Linked DNA regions of Homo sapiens: all the other regions are linked to region 2. The links are chromatin contacts, found by Hi-C or POLR2A ChIA-PET in ENCODE. All regions are on one chromosome and are shown on one strand. The core of a region is the stretch at or near the end of the contact, and the rest is flanking DNA. Distances in the headings are between cores, read along the strand shown. Region 1 overlaps CDC14A (cell division cycle 14A). Region 2 holds the start of RTCA (RNA 3'-terminal phosphate cyclase). Region 3 holds the start of SLC71A1 (solute carrier family 71 member 1).

What was found. A loop is a pair of places that touch in the nucleus more often than their neighbours do. ChIA-PET counts read pairs that join two places held with the same protein, here RNA polymerase II (POLR2A). Pooled maps may share reads with other maps.
Region 1: a map of natural killer cell shows a loop between it and region 2 (3-fold over the local background). The contact joins the enhancer-like site here to the promoter of RTCA in region 2. A Hi-C loop is called at or near these places in 3 of 168 maps with a recorded cell type or tissue (CD8-positive, alpha-beta T cell, naive thymus-derived CD4-positive, alpha-beta T cell and natural killer cell) and 9 of 50 pooled maps. POLR2A ChIA-PET finds 5 or more read pairs at or near these places in 10 of 52 experiments (CD4-positive, alpha-beta T cell, CD8-positive, alpha-beta memory T cell, T-cell and 5 more).
Region 3: a map of B cell shows a loop between it and region 2 (12-fold over the local background). The contact joins the promoter of SLC71A1 here to the promoter of RTCA in region 2. A Hi-C loop is called at or near these places in 16 of 168 maps with a recorded cell type or tissue (B cell, CD14-positive monocyte, CD4-positive, alpha-beta T cell and 12 more), 23 of 37 single-sample maps with no recorded cell type and 29 of 50 pooled maps. POLR2A ChIA-PET finds 5 or more read pairs at or near these places in 14 of 52 experiments (CD4-positive, alpha-beta T cell, CD4-positive, alpha-beta memory T cell, HEK293 and 10 more).

What each region holds. Positions count from the first base shown.
Region 1 is chr1:100,398,654-100,402,518 of GRCh38, forward strand. The region is part of intron 4 of CDC14A (cell division cycle 14A); the gene reads left to right. Among named protein-coding and RNA genes, the nearest start is that of CDC14A, 48 kb to the left of the region's middle. Within about 2 kb of position 1,883, at least 12 of the 41 ENCODE cell types and tissues checked have a DNase peak (open chromatin) inside an H3K27ac peak, as active enhancers do; they include CD4-positive, alpha-beta T cell, CD8-positive, alpha-beta T cell and natural killer cell, where a contact is called at or near this core.
Region 2 is chr1:100,264,181-100,267,617 of GRCh38, forward strand. It overlaps RTCA (RNA 3'-terminal phosphate cyclase), which reads left to right and starts at 2,036. Exons shown (of 11, transcript NM_003729.4): 1 at 2,036-2,240; 2 at 2,344-2,444. The coding sequence starts at 2,196. It overlaps RTCA-AS1 (RTCA antisense RNA 1), which reads right to left and starts at 1,994. Exons shown (of 3, transcript NR_110435.1): 1 at 1,824-1,994; 2 at 1,649-1,737; 3 at 562-1,067. RefSeq lists enhancers at 1,727-2,276, 1,845-2,204.
Region 3 is chr1:100,036,124-100,039,615 of GRCh38, forward strand. SLC71A1 (solute carrier family 71 member 1) reads left to right here and starts at 1,972. Exons shown (of 12, transcript NM_033055.3): 1 at 1,972-2,193. The coding sequence starts at 2,110. LOC124904230 (a long non-coding RNA gene) reads right to left here and starts at 1,885. Exons shown (of 7, transcript XR_007066251.1): 1 at 1,607-1,885. RefSeq lists enhancers at 1,444-2,046, 2,009-2,288 and silencers at 1,769-1,948, 2,409-2,598.

The DNA of each region.
Region 1 (3,865 bases), core at 633-3,132, 130 kb after region 2:
TAAAATGTGGGACAGGTGAGCAATAAACAATTGTTTAAAGCGGGCAATAGGTACAATTGGGTAAATATGAATTTATCTAACAAATGTTTTTTTGAGGTATTTTCATGTAACAGGCCTTGTTCCTGGAGTTGAGGATACTAAGGTGAATGACTCCCTGCCTGTTGGTGTGGGTGTGGAGGGCTGGGTTCAGACCTGGAGAGAGGGGAGGTTCCAAGATGGTCAATCCCAGCAGGCCAGGTTGCTGAGGAACCATCAGACAGGGAGAATAGCATGAAGGTGATGATGCTTTTTCTGGTGGTAGGGGAGTGAAGGGAGGCTGGAAGAAAACTAGTTATTTTAAATTTTTAATTTAATTTTATTTTAAATGTCCGTTTTGAAAAGGGGATAATCTAATGAGAAGATAGGGGTGTTTTTTTCCCTTACAATTAAAAAAACTTTAAAAAGTGGAGTAACCACATTGTAGAAGAAATGTGGAAAAATTCTCTCGCAGTTCTAAACCTGAATTATTTATTAGGTGTGATTGCAGTGTAGTTTTTTGAGCCTTTTAAAATTTAGCCTATGTATGTTTTGCCATTTTGCTATTCAGGTGACCAAATAATATTTCATTTAGAGAGAATACCATTGTTTAACATTTTAGATTTCTTTCAAAATTTTTTATAATGTAACACATCTCTTTCTATATTATAAGTGTTTCTTTTCGTGGATTTTTGTCTTTAGAGTGCCAGAAATAGGGTAAATAATTTTAAATTTCAGAGTTTTTAAGACTCTTGGAGCATATTGCTATACTTAAGCAAGTTTATACTAAATTTGGTATTATGTGAAATCTCCAATTTCATGTAAACTTTGCATATTGGGTATGAACATTACAGTTTTAGAAATTTAATTGGTGAAAAATGCTACCTCATTGTTTTAGTAATCATTTTTTTGATTAATGAGGTTGATTATTCTCATGTTTTTATTTATAGATTTATTAACTGTTTGAAAACTTTGTGTTTTTATATTTGTTTCCTATATTTAGACCATTTTAGAGTGGATAAGTGCTATTAGCCTCCATTAAAAAAGTAAGTTAGCCAGGTACAGTGGTGGGAGCCTGTAGACCCAGCTACCTGGAGACTGAGGCTGGAGGATTGCTTGAGGCCAGGAGTTTGAGGTTGCAGTGAGCTGTGATCACACCACTGCACTCCAGCCCAGACCCTGACTCAAAAAAAAAAAAAAGATGAAGTCATTTTATCTGTGTCTATTTGTTTCAATAGATACAGACTACTAGAAATCATGCCCATCAGTCCAAGTTTCTGTAAAAAATTAGGAAGTCCATAGACCTTTCCTGCTGTTACTCATTAGAATGTCAGAATGCTCTATTAAATACTTCTGTATACCTGAATATAAATGTGCTTAATTGGAACTGCTGATAATGGACCTATTGATTTTTGAACATTAAGCCGTCTGCTGAGTATACAGAAATTTTAACAGAACAGTATTATTTAAAAGTGGTTACAGTGTGTGTGTTTAAATCATTGGACACTGATATACCCAGACAATTAACTGTGATTTTGTTTTTGTTTTTATTGTTTGGACCAAGTATATTATTTTGCTTATATTTTGACTCACAATTCTGTAAATTCTGATTTCAGAACTACTTTACATTGACATTAAAAAACTGTAGATTAAATAAATGTCATTTAAAATGTAGGTAAAATTATCAAAAAGTTGGTTCAAAATAATAAAGGCATTTACTTTAAATATTTATTGAACCAATAATATATTAGATGTCAGCTACTAGTGTTCTGTCATCCTTCTCTGTGGCTTGTTGGTAAATCTAACGGCAGTGTTTGCTTCTGCTTATAGAAGTTAGTGGAGAGGAAGGGAGGGGAGGCACATGGCTGGGGCTGGGCAATTTCCTGTTTGCAGTTCCTTCCTTTTGTAGTTTGATAGGCAACTCTTTTGTGATGTTGCCTGTAAATGGGCCAGTCTTTTATCTTTGTAGGCTTGTATTTTTGGTGGCTTTGAAACAGATCAGGCTCCTTAAACTCATACAGCATTTTCAATTTCAGACTCTTTGAGACTGGACATTCTGTTAGCCTTCTGCATATGGGTAGAGCAGTGTCACCTCTTAACTTTTCTTGCCTGTTTCATTTAGCTGTGGGCGAGGAAAATTAGCTGTTTGCTTTTCATTACTGGAAGATTTATCAAGTTAAGGTGCATCAATCTTTTCAGTTTTTTTTTCTTTTTTTCTTTTGGCATCCTGATAATAAACTTCCTTTGTGTTGTAAATAAGCTCTCAAATTTATATACACATACACAGCTGCACACACAGGCATACATACTCACTGCATTTAGTACTATATATTTAGTAGGGATGCACTGTGTATGCTTACAGTAATTTACTCACAAATTTCTGAATCTTATCAGTAGCTTTGGAATAACATATACTTTCTGTGTGAAGAAGCTAACATCCATTTGTTTCATTTTAGGTTGGTGCAAAAGTAATTGCGGTTTTTGCTACTTCAAACAATATATACTGAATTAAGGGGATGTACTTTTTTTTAGCACTTGAAATTATTTATTTACCAGTTTATTATCTCTCCCTTTAAGGGAAAGGACTTTGTCTTATTTTCCACAATAGCCCCAGTATCTAGAACAATGTCTGACACATCCTAAGCGTTCAATAAGTGTTTGTGAAATGAATGACTGTTTAATTGATAAATAAGTCTTGGTTGACTTCCACAGTTTTGTGGAAGTTTAATATGGAGTAATTTAAAACCTGTGATGTGCTTAAAGATAAATTATGAAGTCGGTACTAATTGTAAAAATAACAGCAAGAATCAGTGTTGCAAAGCATTAACTAATTTTCTTAAAGTTACTGAGTAAAACAAAGTGTGTTATATAGAACTGAAATGGGCTTTGTTAATACTGTACATACAAACATTTGAAATTAATATTGTGGATAATAATGTTAATTTTACTCTCAGCATTGTTTCTGTTTTTCTCAATAGGTGAAACTACTTATTTATACATATAAGTATTTGCTACTAAGTGTCAACGATTTTTTTAACAGCCATCCTTGCAGTCTCAGGATAATTTCCAGTTAAGAATTAATTCATGGGGCCGGCCACGGTGGCTCATGCCTGTAATCCCAGCACTTTGGGAGGCCAAGGTGGGCGGATCACCTGAGGTCGGGAGTTCGAGACCAGCCTGACCAACAGGGAGAAACCCCGTCTGTACTAAAAACACAAAATTAGCCAGGCATGGTGGCACATGCCTGTAATCTCAGCTACTCAGGAGGCTGAGGCAGGAGAATCACTTGAACCCGGGAGGCGGAGGTTGTGGTGAGCCGAGATCGCGCCATTGCACTCCAGCCTGGGCAACAAGAGCAGAACTCCATTAAAAAAAAAAAAGAAGTAATTCATATGCTTGAAAGAGGAATACTAGAAAATTTTTAATTAGAGTTGGATCTTGAAAATTTTTAGCTGCATGCATTCATTATGAAAAAAAAAAAAATCGGAAAGGAGGTACTCAAAGCCCTGAAGACATTATCCATTATCAGAGTGTGACTTGAAATTGTTTGCCGTGCCTGATATGAGAGCATGTTCTGTACATGTCTACCTAGGCTTCACCTGGCATTTACCCGAGTGAGGACTATCAGTGTTCCATTTTATACAAATATCTGAACAGAGCAGGCTCACATTTAGACGTATTCCCCATGCAGAGCTACAGGCTTCCAATCAATGAGATGTTTACTAGAATATATACAGAAACTGAAGGTAATTCTTTAAATTTTTTGAAAAATGAGGTTATTTGGCTGCCTGGTAATTGCAGCATGGTAAAATTTGATATTGAATGTATTTGATTGTGTTTACTGTTTTCT
Region 2 (3,437 bases), core at 786-3,285:
AAATTCTTTTACTAGCAAGGAATATAAATATTAATACCCTGGGAAAGGAATGCATTCCTGTGGGGAGGTCTATAAACAGCCGCTCTGGGAATGTCTGTCTTACGCGGTTGAGATAAGGACTGAGATACGCCCTGGTCTCCTGCAGTACCCTCAGGCTTACTAGGGTGGGGAAAAACTCCGCCCTGGTAAATTTGTGGTCACACCAGTTCTCTGCTCTTGAACCCTGTTTTCTGTTATTTAAGATGTTTATTAAGACAATATGTGCACTGCTGAACATAGACCCTTATCAGTAGCTCTGCTTTTGCCCTTTGCCTTGTGATCTTTGTTGGACTCTTATAAGTAGTTCTGCTTTTGCCCTTTGTCCTGTTCCCTCAGAAGCATGTGATCTTTGTTAGACCCTTACTAGTAGTAAGGTCTTTTTGCCTTTTGAAGCATGTGATCTTTGTACTTTTGTACCTACTCCCTGTTCTTACACCCCCTCCCCTTTTGAAACCCTTAATAAAAACTTGCTGGTCTGAGACTCAGGCGGGCATCATGGTCCTACCGATATGTGATGTCACCCCCGGTGGCTCAGCTGTAAAATTCCTCTCTTTATACTGTCTCTCTTTATTTCTCAGCTGGCCAACACTTATGGAAAATAGAAAGAACCTACGTTGAAATATTGGGGGCGGGTTCCCCCAATAAAGATGTCAGATAGGGGTACAGCTTTTTTATATTCCATCCCTACCATCATTGCCTTACTTCAACTTCTGATTATTTCTTGCTGGATAATTGTATCATTGGCATTTCTCCCTTCAGGCTCTTAAGCCTCTTATTCACCCTTCTCCTACTGCCAAAGCCTTCATTTTAAAATGCAAGTATCATTACTTCTCTGATTAATATCTTACGGCAAATTCCAGATTTGGTTAAGTACATAGTCTGTGTGTTCCCTAAAACATTCTCTGTCGCAAAGCAGCAGAGCGTTGGGATTACCAGACAGTGGTGTTCACATCAGACCACCCAGGTTCACATCTCAGTCTTCTAGTTAAAATTGTGTGACCTTGTAGCAAATTGTTTAACACAGGAAGCTGTAAAACAGTAAAAACAGTAAGTACTTTATCATGTTATGAATGCATGCAGTGCACAACACCTAAGTGCTCAATAAGTGTTGCCTGTTATTGTTACAGTATATTATTAATATATTGTAATTGTCCCCATAATAAACTCTAAATACAGTACATGTTAATTATTATTGAGGATGACATTGTAATTGATTACGTCTCAGTCTCTCCATTATACCTCCAATAACTTCGGGGGTAGAAGCTGAATTACTCTTTTTTGCTTCCCTAGAGGTTTACATATTATTTGGTACTCAATTATGTAGGAACTGAGCCACAGGCAGAACCAAGAAGCTGGCTATTGCTTCTGCCCTCGCCTGAGGTGAATTGTTAGCTGCACTGTTCCTGGGAGTCAAGAGCTTGCACTCACTCTCAAGCAAAATGGCATAACTTTGGCTTTTCAGAATATTAAACTAGTGATTCTGCCTTTCCCGCCTCTCAAATAAATGGTGTGTCACCCTAGAAAGAAAGATAACACACTCCGCATACACAAACACGCACACCGCAAGGAACCAAAGGCCAAGAGTATCAATGTACCAGGGCGCACACACTTCGAGAGACAGGTTCGGTGCATCGCAGGATCCCAATCTTTCTTGCATCTTCAGCTCTAAAAGTCGGCACCTCGGGGTATGCCAGGATCCTCGAGAAAACAGATATAAACACATATTTACCCACAAAACAGAGATAAAGCACAAGCCTGCGGGATAACTGGAGGAGTTATCTTACAGTTGAGACTTTCTGCAACCTGCAGATTTTGCCGTGCCCAGGGCACAAGTTTTTCAGGGCTCCTGGGCACCCCCGCGACCGTCATCTCACTTCCCCGGCAGCTTCCTCGCCCCGACCGCAGTGTTCCCAGCGCGGCTCCTTTAAGCCGAGCTACGCGCATGCGCACTGACTGCGGAACTGGGCGAACCCGGGGGTTCGTTTCTGCTGACTCCAGTGTCCCGAGAGGCGCCGCTTCTTCCGCTTTCTCGTCAGGCTCCTGCGCCCCAGGCATGAACCAAGGTTTCTGAACTACTGGGCGGGAGCCAACGTCTCTTCTTTCTCCCGCTCTGGCGGAGGCTTTGTCGCTGCGGGCTGGGCCCCAGGGTGTCCCCCATGGCGGGGCCGCGGGTGGAGGTCGATGGCAGCATCATGGAAGGGGTGAGTACAGAGCGAAGCGGCCGGGGCTGCAGCCTAACTAAGGAGGGGAGCTCTCACCACCGGTGTGCTTACTTCTCTTCTCCCTGTACCCCAACCTTTGCAGGGCGGCCAGATCCTGAGAGTCTCTACGGCCTTGAGCTGTCTCCTAGGCCTCCCCTTGCGGGTGCAGAAGATCCGAGCCGGCCGGAGCACGCCAGGCCTGAGGTAAATCTGGCTGGAGGGGGAGTTGGGCCGTGAAGCTGGGGGATCGGGGGGTCGGGCTGCCGGGCTGGGGCATCGGGAGTCCGAGTGGTGGAACCCAGAAGGTCCCAGACGCAGGTATGGGCGATCCAGGGCGGGGCACTCTGCCTGGGCGGTGGCCTGGGTTGTAAAGTCTTGAAAGCCTGGAGGGGTGAGTTTAGAAATGGTCTCGAGTTTTCTCTGTTTGACTAAATAGTGTCATTTGCTGAAGAGCTAGCTTTTAAAATGTTTTCTCACCTCACCGGGCATTCCAAATATCCGAACAGCACGTATGAGCTGGCAAGATAGATAGGGCAGAAATGCTTGTGACGCCAGAGGAAACCCTGTTTTATAACCAGTGCATTCTGGTTCTGCTGTCAGTTTTAGAATCATAAAACAGGAAAGAATCCTGAGATGTGTTATCCCAGCCTTCATTCATACCTCCAGAGAGCTGTTATGACCAGAATTATCTGTTGTGGAGAGGGAAACACCTTGACATTTGACCTTATTTCTTCTGTCTGGGTAGCTGGGCATGCCACTAGTTGAGCTTCAGGTACATGCACCTGCTAGAAGAGGACCCAGGTTTGAAGCCACACTGATTGCTTTGTATGTATTCTGTATTTATTACATTTTAATAAATCAGCGGTCTCAGTCTTTTGTCTACAGTTTTGAAATTACCAAAAGGCAATTACTGATATGTTAATGTTAATTGCCTTTGTCATAGTTTGCAGCCCTCCAGTTCACCAACAGGGGAATCCAATTCATTAGGCTGTAGGTGTTGTATTAGTTTGCTAGGGCTGCCATAACAAAATGCCACACACAGAGTGGAGCTTAAACAACAGAAATTTATTTCCTCACAGTTCTGGAGGCTGGAAGTCCAAGATCAAGGTCCTGACAAGGTTGGTTTCCTCTGAGAGCCATGAGAAAAGGATCTGCTCCAGGCCTGTCTTTTTGCCTCTTCACATGGTGGTTCCTCTG
Region 3 (3,492 bases), core at 722-3,221, 230 kb before region 2:
AGACCCTGCCTCAGAAAATAATAATAGGCCACGCATGGTGGCTCACACCTGTAATCCCAGCACTTTGGGAGGCTGGGGCGGGAACATCACCTCAGGTAAGGAGTTCAAGCCTGGCCAACACGGTGAAATTCCATCTCTACTAAAAATACAAAAAAAATTAGCCAGGCATGGTAGTGGGGACCTGTAATCCCAGCTACTCGGGAGGCTGAGGCAGGAGAATCACTTGAACCTGGGAGCTGGAAGTTGCAGTGAGCCAAGTTGGCACTATTGCACTGCAGCCTGGGCAACAAGAGCAAAACTCTGTCTCAAAAAATAAATAATAAAAAAAGTTTCAAAATGAGAATATATGTTTCAAAACAAGTATAATGAATATACTTATTGATTGGAAAATATAATTAGAAGTATCTATCAGGCTATAAATTGCTTTTCTTCTCCCTTCCATGGAAATTAGTTTTTTTTTCCATTTTTAGTCAGTATGAAAATACAAGGAAAAGGAAATTCAATCAAATTTACTTTTTAACATTTTATTTGGAAATAATTTCAAACTTACAGAAAAGTTGCAAAAACAGTACAAAGAACTCATACATTCATTTACTGTTTTTCCTTTTACCCTATATATTAGTTATTTATAGCTGTGTAACAAATAACCCCAAAGCTTAGTGGCTTACACCAAGTACTTTTCATCTTACACTGTTTCTGAGTCAGGATTCCAGGAGTGGCTAAGCTAGGTGGTCCTACCTCTGGGTCTCTCATGAAGTTGTAGTCAGCCAAAGGCTTGACCAAGGTTGGAGGATCTACTTCCAAAGTGACTCACTCCGTGGCATTTGGTAGGAGGCTACAAACAGTTCCTGGACAACTGGATCTCTCCATAGGCTGCTTGAGTGTCCTGAAAACACGGAAGCAGGCTTCCCCAGGCTCCAAGCCCCAAAATGAATGAAAAAGAGACCCGCAAAGGAAGATGCAGTGCCTTTTATGACCTAGCCTCTGAAGTCAATACTGTCACTTCTGTTTTGATCTATCAAGAGTCACTAAGCCTAGTCTACACTCAAGGGGAGGGGAATTAGAGTCCACCTCTTCCAGGGAGGAATATCATTGAATCTGTGAACATATCTTAGAACTACCATACCTAGTTTCAGTACTTTTAAACATTCGCCATTTTGCTTTGTCCCTCTCTTTTCCCCACCTACATATACATACACATACATGTTACTCCCTAACCATCTGAGAGTAGGGAGCATGCGGTGTATCCCTATCCCTCGTGTTTTTCTCTTAAGGAAAAGGATATTCTATTATACAACACGGTAGTTATCAATATCTAATTTTAACATTGTGATACTTTAAAGTCCACTTCCACTTGTGTAAATTGCCCTTTCTAGCAATGTTCCCATCAAATTTATTTTTAAACAATACAGTAAAAACGTAGAGGGCCACAAAGGGTGACATCGGTCAGGTAAGGTATTTTTTTTGGCAGGGAATAAAAAAGGTCCTGGGTCTAGGGAGGTAAACAAGCGTGAGCCAGCTGAGTTCTAGCGGGGGTCCCTGAACACCAAAAGGACAAGACTGTTTCTGAAACACTACATTATCTCTTAAGTTACCCATTACTTACGGAAAATGATTTTTTACTGTTCCCTTCGGTTCCTGTCTTGGTTAGAACACAGCTGGAGATTGTGTTAATAGCTTAGGACGTCTGTTTCCGTGAGCAGGTAACAACTTTTTGAAACAAATTCCCTCATCTGCTGAAGAAGGGGGACAAAAACGGCCCCTATCGCCCAGAACCGTTGCGAGGATTTAGCTAGCTGGTGACGCCGGAGCACGAAGTTGTACAGGTAGCCAGCAGCACCCACGCGAGCCCGCGGTTACCCTGGCCGCGCGGCTACTGTAGAGTGGGCTGGCGGCGAGCGGGCGGGGCGGTATCACGCGGGAGGGGCGGGGCCCGCTCGTCGGCTGATCGCACGATTGTGACGCGCCGCCGGAGGCAGGCCGGGCCCTCAAGATGGCGGCGGGCGCCCAGAGCGGCTCGGCCCGGCAGTAGTGGTGGGACGGCACTAGCTGCTGGGGCCTGCCGCCCCGGGAGTGGCTGCAGCAGCGCCAGGAATCGAGGATGGTAAAATGACCCAGGGGAAGAAGAAGAAACGGGCCGCGAACCGCAGTATCATGCTGGCCAAGAAGATCATCATTAAGGACGGAGGCACGGTGAGCTGAGTTCCGCGCCGGCGAGCGTCCCTCGGGGCCCCCATCCGGTCTCTCCTTCAGACCCCCACACTGCCGTCTCTAGGCGTCCCGGTGCCTCCCTCCCTTCCCCCACCCTGTCCGAGCTGCCGGTGCCTCGGGGTCGCGGACCCGCATGCCGCCGCTCCGGGAATCGTCCTCCGCTGCTCGGGCTTGCGGCCTCCGGGGCCCGTCCTCTTTCTTTCCCGCACCTGCCGCCCTCTGCTCTGGCCGCCTCTGCAGGCCCTGCGGCCTCGAACCCCACGTGCGCCTCCGCCGCGGGGAGGAATGTGCGGGGCTCCCCCGGCGGCCCGCCCGCCGCGCCCCTCGTCGCCGCAGCCTCGCCTCGCCTTCGCCGCCAGGCCCCGCGGAGCCGTCGCCGCGCTTGTCAAGGGGCTGGGAACCATCCCTGCTCTCCCATATGTTGCTAACGGGGTGGCGTCTGGCGCGGGGATCCCGCTGCGGCCCCGTAGTACGTTCGCTTTCTGTTTCCACGTCTCTCTGCGTCGGTGCTCCGGCTCTGGGCTGCTTACAGTAAACCCTGACCGGAGATGGGCTTCCCTCACTTCCCGGAGTCGGAAGCATGACGGCAGACACCTGGGGCCTACATTCGAACCTGCTAGTTTTCAAAGAAAAGTCATCACTGTGTGTCTTAAGATCAAAAGTATTAGAATCAGTCATGGCCTAAGGATCGGAGGAGGACACTTTGAAGGGAAGAAAGGTTTGCTTTTTAGAAACAGTTGTCATCACAGTAAACTTTATGCAGTGTGTAGTTAACCAGCTGGGGACGTAGGATTTTTAATTGAAAAACAAAACAAAACAAAACTGTTTTATGCTAACATTTCTCCGTTGCTACACTGTGTGGTCTTTGTTGCATCCGCTGATACCGCGTTCTGAAATAGAATGGAAAGGTGATATATATGTTTCACTTACCTGAAGTGTGCAGAAATTGTACCATTAATTCCATTTCTGTTTATATCTTATTGGAGCCGCGATCAACTGCTAGCACAGTAGTAAATGTGTAAGTAGGCCACCATTGAGGATTTGCTGAATTCAGTTGAAAAACGTGACAAAATTTTATGACATTTCAGAACACGGCCCAGTCAATATGCCAAAGTTTAGAAAACTTGAGACATATGTAATGACTTTGGAATATATTTTTAGTTTAACGTTTATTATATGTTATAGCTTTGACATTTATTGAAAAAAAGAAACAAATTCCTCAAGTTCTTTTTATTGAACTTGATTAATTAAAACATTACTTTGATTAGATCGGTTATGAAG